Regions from separate parts of the Homo sapiens genome. Here regions 1 and 3 are each linked to region 2. Evidence: chromatin loops called from intact Hi-C (ENCODE). Cell type or tissue: heart left ventricle. All regions are shown on one strand. Region 1 overlaps SGCD (sarcoglycan delta). Region 2 overlaps SGCD (sarcoglycan delta). Region 3 overlaps SGCD (sarcoglycan delta).

The links. Hi-C counts contacts between places; a loop is a spot of excess contacts. Peaks named below come from ENCODE experiments on the same cell type or tissue, not always from the same donor. Only the 100,000 strongest peaks of a DNase experiment are listed, where the experiment ranks them.
Region 1: a loop joins it to region 2, with 1.8 times the contacts of the local background. A loop is called at or near these places in 4 of 110 quality-filtered maps.
Region 3: a loop joins it to region 2, with 3 times the contacts of the local background. A loop is called at or near these places in 10 of 110 quality-filtered maps.

Annotation. Positions count from the first base shown.
Region 1 is chr5:156,753,937-156,756,436 of GRCh38, reverse strand. All of the region lies in intron 7 of SGCD (sarcoglycan delta), which reads right to left. Among named protein-coding and RNA genes, the nearest start is that of PPP1R2B, 95 kb to the left of the region's middle. In heart left ventricle, no CTCF peak of the experiment used is centred here; no DNase peak of the experiment used is centred here.
Region 2 is chr5:156,593,985-156,596,484 of GRCh38, reverse strand. It overlaps SGCD (sarcoglycan delta), which reads right to left. Exons shown (of 9, transcript NM_000337.6): 6 at 1,434-1,553. Among named protein-coding and RNA genes, the nearest start is that of PPP1R2B, 260 kb to the left of the region's middle. In heart left ventricle, a CTCF peak has its summit at 971; a DNase peak (open chromatin) is centred at 814; H3K27ac peaks cover 1,942 bases.
Region 3 is chr5:156,685,966-156,688,465 of GRCh38, reverse strand. All of the region lies in intron 7 of SGCD (sarcoglycan delta), which reads right to left. Among named protein-coding and RNA genes, the nearest start is that of PPP1R2B, 160 kb to the left of the region's middle. In heart left ventricle, no CTCF peak of the experiment used is centred here; no DNase peak of the experiment used is centred here; H3K27ac peaks cover 2,500 bases.

The DNA.
Region 1 (2,500 bases), 160 kb before region 2:
TCCTGAGTAGCTGGGTATGTGCCACCACGGGCAGCTAATTTTTAAATTTTTTGTAGAGATAGCGTCTTGCTATGTTTGCCCAGGCTGGTCTCAAATTCCTGGGCTCAAGTGATCTTCTCTCTTTGGCCTTTCAAAGTGCTGGGATTACAAGCGTGAACCATCATACCCAATTGATTTTAATACTATTACCAGATAGGAATGTATGAAGATCCTCCTCTCTGTTACAAAGAAAGTATCCTAACGTAGGAACGGAGACCTCAGCAATGGTTCTCAAAACACTCTGATCCAGACCAATTTCCTGAATTTAATTTCAGTGCTTCTAACTTTCAGACACCTTAAACATGTTAAAAAGGAACCTCATTCTCCTTGCCCACTATTGATTCTTTGTTCTGTTTTTGCCACTGCCTCTGAGTAGGGTAAAGCCTCTTGGGCCTCAGTAAGTGGCAAACAGAGCAAGCTGACCAGTAAGATCCACTACGGAGCAACCCCCAGCCACATTGCACAAATGCCAAGAGAGAGCTCATCCACATTTTTCAGGTCTAGGTTCCTGAGGATTGCTTCCAGGCAGCAGCCTTCTCCCTTGAATTGTCCCCCCCTACAATGACTCAACTAAAATCATCAAGAGAAGCAATAGTCCTGGAGTACTTACGAAAGGATTGGCCTGAGTTTCTATGTAAATAATTTTTTCTTCTGTGGTCTCACCCCTTTGGGTGTGGCAAAAATCCTCCACTCCCCACCTCCCCTCCTCTTAAGACCTTCACCAGGTTGTGCTGAACCAGGTGCAGTTCTGCCCATTATTGTGGTTCATCTCATTTGCATTTGGTTTGATAATGTCAGTGCAACAGGGAGAGGGACTCAGTAGCAGGACAACAGAAAGTGATGTCTGTGCAGTACGGCCTGGTCTAGAACCTTAATCCAACTAACTGGAGCTGCCCCTGTGCTCTTGACTCCCTCTCACTTTTGAGATATGAAGATGGTTTTTTTTGCCATTCTCTGTGTTTTCTCTCCTATACAGTCTGATTGATGCACACAGTTTATCCTAAGTTTTCTAACTGCTTCTGTTTCCACTAATGTCGATACCTTTCTCCTTGTAGGATGAGTTTGTGCTTTTACTATACTTCCTGCTCACCTCTTACCAGTGTCACTGCCATCATCCCCCTTGCCAAGGTGAGAGTCCTCCTGTCATCTTTTCTCTTTCTTCCTTCTTCCCTCAGTTAACACGTCTTTTAACTCAGAACTTCTCCGTTTTCAGAATCAAGCCATGGAGTGGCCACTAAATGACCATGGACAAATCTTTCTTCCTTTCCCTCCTCTTTTCTTCCTAAAATTTCTTAGAAGCATTCTCAAATGTGAGCATGAGAATCACCAGGAGGGGGTTATGAAAGGGTTGCCTGTAACCCGGACTATTGTAACTGTGTCTCAAGTTTTGTCTCTAGTTTTTCCTTTTTCCCAATGAACTTCACACAAAAATATATCTTCCCGAAATAAGTTTTGAATATGTTACTTATCAAAACTTGTAGAATATGTTCTACAATTTCCTTAGAAGAGATCTGAACTCCATTTAGAATTTGTTCTGATCTGTTTTGCTGGTCTTATTTCTTGCCTTAAACATCAGCTATGTGTTATTGGGGGGTTTGTTACTAGGTGGTGACACTGCTAATGTGTTATCTCATTTAATCCTCACCAAAACCTATCAATCTGGTGTTTCTATAGTCCTGATTATACAAACAAGGAATCTATGGTACAGTGACTTGCTCATGGTTATACTCCTAGTAAAATGGCAGAGCCAAGATTTGAATTCAATTTAGTGGACTCCAAAGCTAATATTTGTTTATACCATATTAGTTCCAGAATAACTGTATTTCTTTCCATCTATTGTATCTTTACCCCTATTTTCTGTAATCCTTTCTTCAAGAAGTTAATGCTTAAATTTCTAAAACCAATCTATGTAAACAATAGTGAGGTAATAGTAGTATATATGGCTGGGTGATGCATACTTCATGGTTATACAGTATTTCTTATAACTTATTTAAACGGTCTACTTCAGCAATATCAAATTTAGGATATTTGGAATGTGTTCAAACTTGGTACATAGAGTTCAAAGTGAATGATTCAATATAAACAGAATAGTTTGGTGAAAAAGAAAGCTTGAAATAGAAAAAAAGTATGGAGCTTACAGAGCTTTATCAGATGCAGGACTGGCATTTCAGACAGGCATTAGAATTCGCTTTATTCTTGCCCACTGCCTAGGCCTCTGAGATTAGCAGGAGGGACCCAGGCCGGAGAGGTAGACTCAGAAATGACTCCTGCCTTTCCCCACATCTCAGCCATGAAAGAACCAGGGTGGTGAGAAAGGGCACTACTCTGAAAGTGTCCTATTGTGAAAGGCTGCAACAAAATAGAGATGATGATTTCCTGGAAGCAGTGACAAAAAAGGTAACTGGCTTTCTGTTTTACAGCCCAGCTTAATGTCCTTTGATGTTCAAGCAGACTTAACAGA
Region 2 (2,500 bases):
GACACTTAGTATTTTAGCCAACTCAGTACTTTACATAGATGATTTCATTCAATCTTTTTAGCAGTCTCAGAAGATAGATACTTCTATTATACCAATTTTATAAACAGGTAAGCAAGCAGGCACAGAGAGATTAGATACTTTGCTTAAGGTTACACAGCTAGCAAAGGATAGAAATTGGGTTAAAAACAGGCTAATTCTAGAGCCTGAGATTTTAATCACTATGCTACAGTGAATCTCAGGGAGCTAAAGAAGGAAAAGTAGAATTAGCATTAATAGTAATAGTAGTATAAGTAGTAACAGCAGCAGCAGCACCTACTGTTGACTGAGCACTATTTTGTGCTAGGGGCTCTGATAAGTGGATGTAACAGAGTCTCATTTAACCTTAGGGACAACTCAAGATGGGAGATGTTCTTAGCCTTATTGAGCAGAAAAGGAAACTGGCTCAGTGATGCCAGCAACTTGCCCAAAGTCACAAAACTAGTGGGTGACAGCAGGAATTAAAAACCCGGTCAGCTGGAGTTCTAGGATCCTTAAATCACCATGCTAGATCATTTCAGCATACAGCCATAAAAGATTCATTTGCTATGTGCTCAAATTCAATAATTCCAACAGTGGGATCATAGAAATTTCTGCAAATATTTTTAATAACGAATTCTCAGTGTTTTCACCATAGCTTCTAATTCAGTAAATCAGAGTTGGAACTATGAACCTAAACCCTTCCAAAGTTTCCTAGATGATTCTTCAGTTGCAACCAGGTTTAGGAATCACTGCATCATGTATGCAAGTCTGGAATGCGTCAAGCACGCCTGCCAGTCTGTGAGTACAGGATGTTCTAAATGAGACTTCTTTGGATGAGCACTCATTTTCACACAAAGCTCAGTGTTGAAAGATGTGCCAAAAAGACTTGACAGCTTGAGAAATTTCCACTAGGGGACCAGACTCAGGGAGGTTCAACTGCCTTGCTTTAAAAGAATCCAGGAAACTGGCCTAAATCACTCTTCTAGACACCATTTGTCTTAGTCAGTTCAGGCTGCTGTAACAAAGTACCATAGCCTGGGTGGCTTATAAACAACAGAAATTGATTTCTCACAGTTCTGGAGGCTTAAAGTCTGAGATCAGATACGAGCCTGGTCAGGTTCTGGTGAGGCTCCTATTCCAGGTTGCAGACTGCTGACTTCTTGTACCCTCTCATGTCAGAGAGGGATCTCTGGTCTTCTCATCCCCTTGGAAGGACACTAATCCCATTCATGAGGGCTCAACCCTCATGACTTAATTACCCCTCAAGGCTCCACCTCCTAATACCATTATCTTGGGAGTTAGGATTTCGATATATGAATTTTGGGAGGACATATCCTGTTCATAACACCATTTTGCTTCTCCTCTAAAATGTACACAGTAGCATCAAACAAGTTAAATGATTCAAGTTTCCTTACCTAAAACTCGTAATCTTTCAGCTCCTACTACCACTTCATTATTGTCTGCAGAGAAGAGCAATTTTCCAGAAACAGTTTTTACCTCAAATTTTTTACCATAAGCTTCTACGGCTTTTGGACCTGAGAGATATAGAGAGATAGAGAGATAGAGAGGAGAGAGGAGAGAGAGAGAGAGAAAACACCATTAGTCTCATCGCTTTGACTACAAAAAGCTTTTCATAGAACACACATATCTAACAAGATTGTATGAGACTTCAATGTTCAGTGGACTGGTTTTCAAAAGCTGACCATGAAAATCAGTCTCATGACTTTAGCCAGGTCTTGTCAATTACTTTTAGTAATATATTCTTGGGCTATAATTTTGAAGACCAGCAAGCCCTTCCTCCAAACTAATCCTTGACTGTGATTTCCCTCAGCTAACCACCAAATTGCTGTCAAATAGTTGTGGATTTTTGCTTGCATTTCTCAAGGCACCAGAGGCTCAACACTTCTCGAGACAATCACATATCTTTGGCCCTCCCTAATTATCAGAAAGAGCTTTTTAAAATTCAGCTGAAATGTGTTTAACTTTGTACCCTTAACCCACTGGCTGCATTTGACACCAAGAGAAATTTATTTCCTTAGTATACAGATCATTTCATAGCAGAAATGGTTACTGTAATTAATTGCCTTAGAAGTTGTTCAATCTTTTATATTAGGATTTTGTTCAGTGAAAACTAAATTTAGATAGTTTATCAGATGACAACAGATGCTGTTCTTGAATGTGGAGCTGTAATACTGCACAAGGAAATCAAGCCCGATTCCATAGCATCTATATTCTGATGGAGACACACCAATATACATTTAAAATTTTATTATTAAACCAGAAAACTGCAGAAAGATTTAGGTACCATGGAAAAAGTAAACCAGGTTGATGAGCTAGAATTTCTAAAAGAAGAAAGCATTCCAATCTATCTGAGCTGGATCTACTGGATCTACCTGAATACCTAAATTTCATGGGGTTCTCAAAAGCTGGTCTACAGAAACACACAGGAATAATCCAGGAGTATAATCATTCTCACTGAACC
Region 3 (2,500 bases), 92 kb before region 2:
GTTTACTATCAAAGACCCTTAAGTAAGAGGGCAGGTGGAGTAGCTGCTGCTTGGTTATTATGAAGATCAAATGAGCTAATATCTATGAAAGCCCATCATTATAAACAGTACTTGCTGTGAATAACCTAGTGGATAAATGCATTCAGATAAAATCCATTTGGTCACTCTTTCATTCAACGAATATTTAAATTCCAAATATTTATAGGTGTCAGCCACTATGCCAAAAATAGCAACTGGTTTAGAATAATTATTGGGAGGAGGGAGAGGATCAGGAAAAATAACTAAAGGATATTAGGCTTATTACCTGGGTGATCAAATAATCAGTACAACAAACCCCCGCGACACGAGTTTACCTAATAACAAACCTGCACATGTACCCCTGAAATTAGAAGTTAAAAACAATTATCAAGACAACTCAAAGCTGAAGTGTTCTGTAGTACACCTGGCTGTGCAGTGAGATAGTGGTGTGAGTACATCTGTTGGGGACATTGGGAAGGGCTGGGGTAGGTGTCAGAAAAATTTCTCATGCTTCCTAGAATAGCTGAATGTCTTTCCTCTGGTCACTAATGCTACGGTAGTGCATACCTGGGAATTAGGCTGGTAACGAACGATGGTTACCATCCATTCTCCCTCTACCAGCCAGCAACATGGTGATCAGCTTGGGAGAAGCAAGGCTGTTGTTCCCTGGCACTAAGTAAATGGCATGTTTTTCTTGTGCTGCAACCAGCATTGGGTTCATATCAGCACAGCTTGTCAGCAAATAGCAATTTATGACACAAGTTGATGCGGAGGGAAAGGAGGGTCAGTGAATGGAAGCGTTACACATTTTCCTGGCGGAGGCTGCCTGTTTTACCAAGTACATTATCTGCTGTCTTCTTCAATGTGCGGCTTTGATAACAGTAACATTTTGGGCCCATTCAAAGTTGAGGAAAGAGAGTCTCCGATAGCTATTCAGTTCAGTGACATAATGCCAACACAAGTTGAATTTTATGCCTTCAGTAAATAGCTCACCTCCCCTTTTCTTTTTGTTCTGTCTCATGATCCTTGCCAAGTGGTTTTCAGAGAGGAAAAGAAAATAACATGGAATGAAAAGATGGGAAGCAAGGAAAGCCTGTTTCACTTGAATGTGTCTTTTTAATTCTGCTGATTTTTAGACCGCCTCCATCCCAATCTGAGCCCCCCACATTTGTGCTGGGTGGGAAGAATGCATTAAGATTCTACAGTCCTGTTAAGAGCTACTGTTGTGTGGCTTGGTTTCCTGTAATTCTGTCCCTATGTTCCTCAGCCTCTAGCCTGCCCTGCCTTTTCTGCTTAATCTGTCTTCCCACTTTGTCACAGTGGTGTATTTCTATAAATCCATTATTTCTCTGCATGCCAGTTCCCAGGAGATTGTAGCATTGTCTGGTGCGGCATGAGCATATCTGGAGCTGCTGATTACTGAAGCAGGTGCCTCTGATGGATGGTCACTGTGCAAAGAGCTGCTTGGAGCATTGGATATCCTTGAAAAATGGGACTGCCCCCAGAGGGAATCAGACACGTTAATAAATCACAGCCACGGTTGTTAAATTCTGACAGTGGCTGACAACGGGAAAAGAAATGGTCAGTTTTAAGGACTGGCCCTGTGAAGTCCTTAAAGATCAAATTCTCTTGTAGCTTTGGCTTTGCCTATAGAATTTCTAAAACAAAGCTGATCAGAGATTCAAGCAGAGCTGTCCCCGGTTACTCAAAGGAGTTACTCAAATTGGTTACCTCGAAGCACCTTGCTTAAATCATTTGATGGATCTAAAGGAAATTTAATAATCAGCTGCTGCTTTGTCCCCTAGACACTTACAAACCTGTCAGCATCTGAGTAAGCTTTGTATCAAGTACTATGGCTGTTCTGTGTTCAGCAGGGATTCTGTTCAAGGATGAAGACAGCTGGGACCCATGGTGTGCAAGATACTAGCCTGCCTAGAGAGACTATCCATCAGGGTTCTACTGCTAAATGAGACAGTGTTTGTGCTAATCACAAAGCAACCTTGGCTTCTACCAGGGCTGGAGGGCAAAGGAGGAAAAAGGTAGGAGAACAGTGGCTTTGCAGATTACCATAGTCCTGACATTTTCTGGGTACATGCCTTATGGAGAGGCCCAGAGACGAAATGACCATGTGAGGAGCAGGCTAACCTAGGGGTCTTTAGATTTATGCAAACCTGAATTCGAATGGCAGCTGAGCCATTTACATGCAATATGACCTTGGATTAATAAATTCTATAACCCCTCTAGGCCTTCGTTTCCTCATCAATGAAATGGGGATAAAAACAGAACCTACCTCATAGAACTGTTTTGAAGATTAAATAGATGTAAAGTGTTTTACACATTGTTCAATACATAGTAGCTGCTATTCTTAGTAATTCATGGAAGAGTAAAATTCTTTCAAAAGTGTTTTTTAAAAACTTTTATTTTAGGTTCAGAGGTATATGTGCAAGTTTGTTATTTAAGTAAACTCACGATAAGTCTAGTA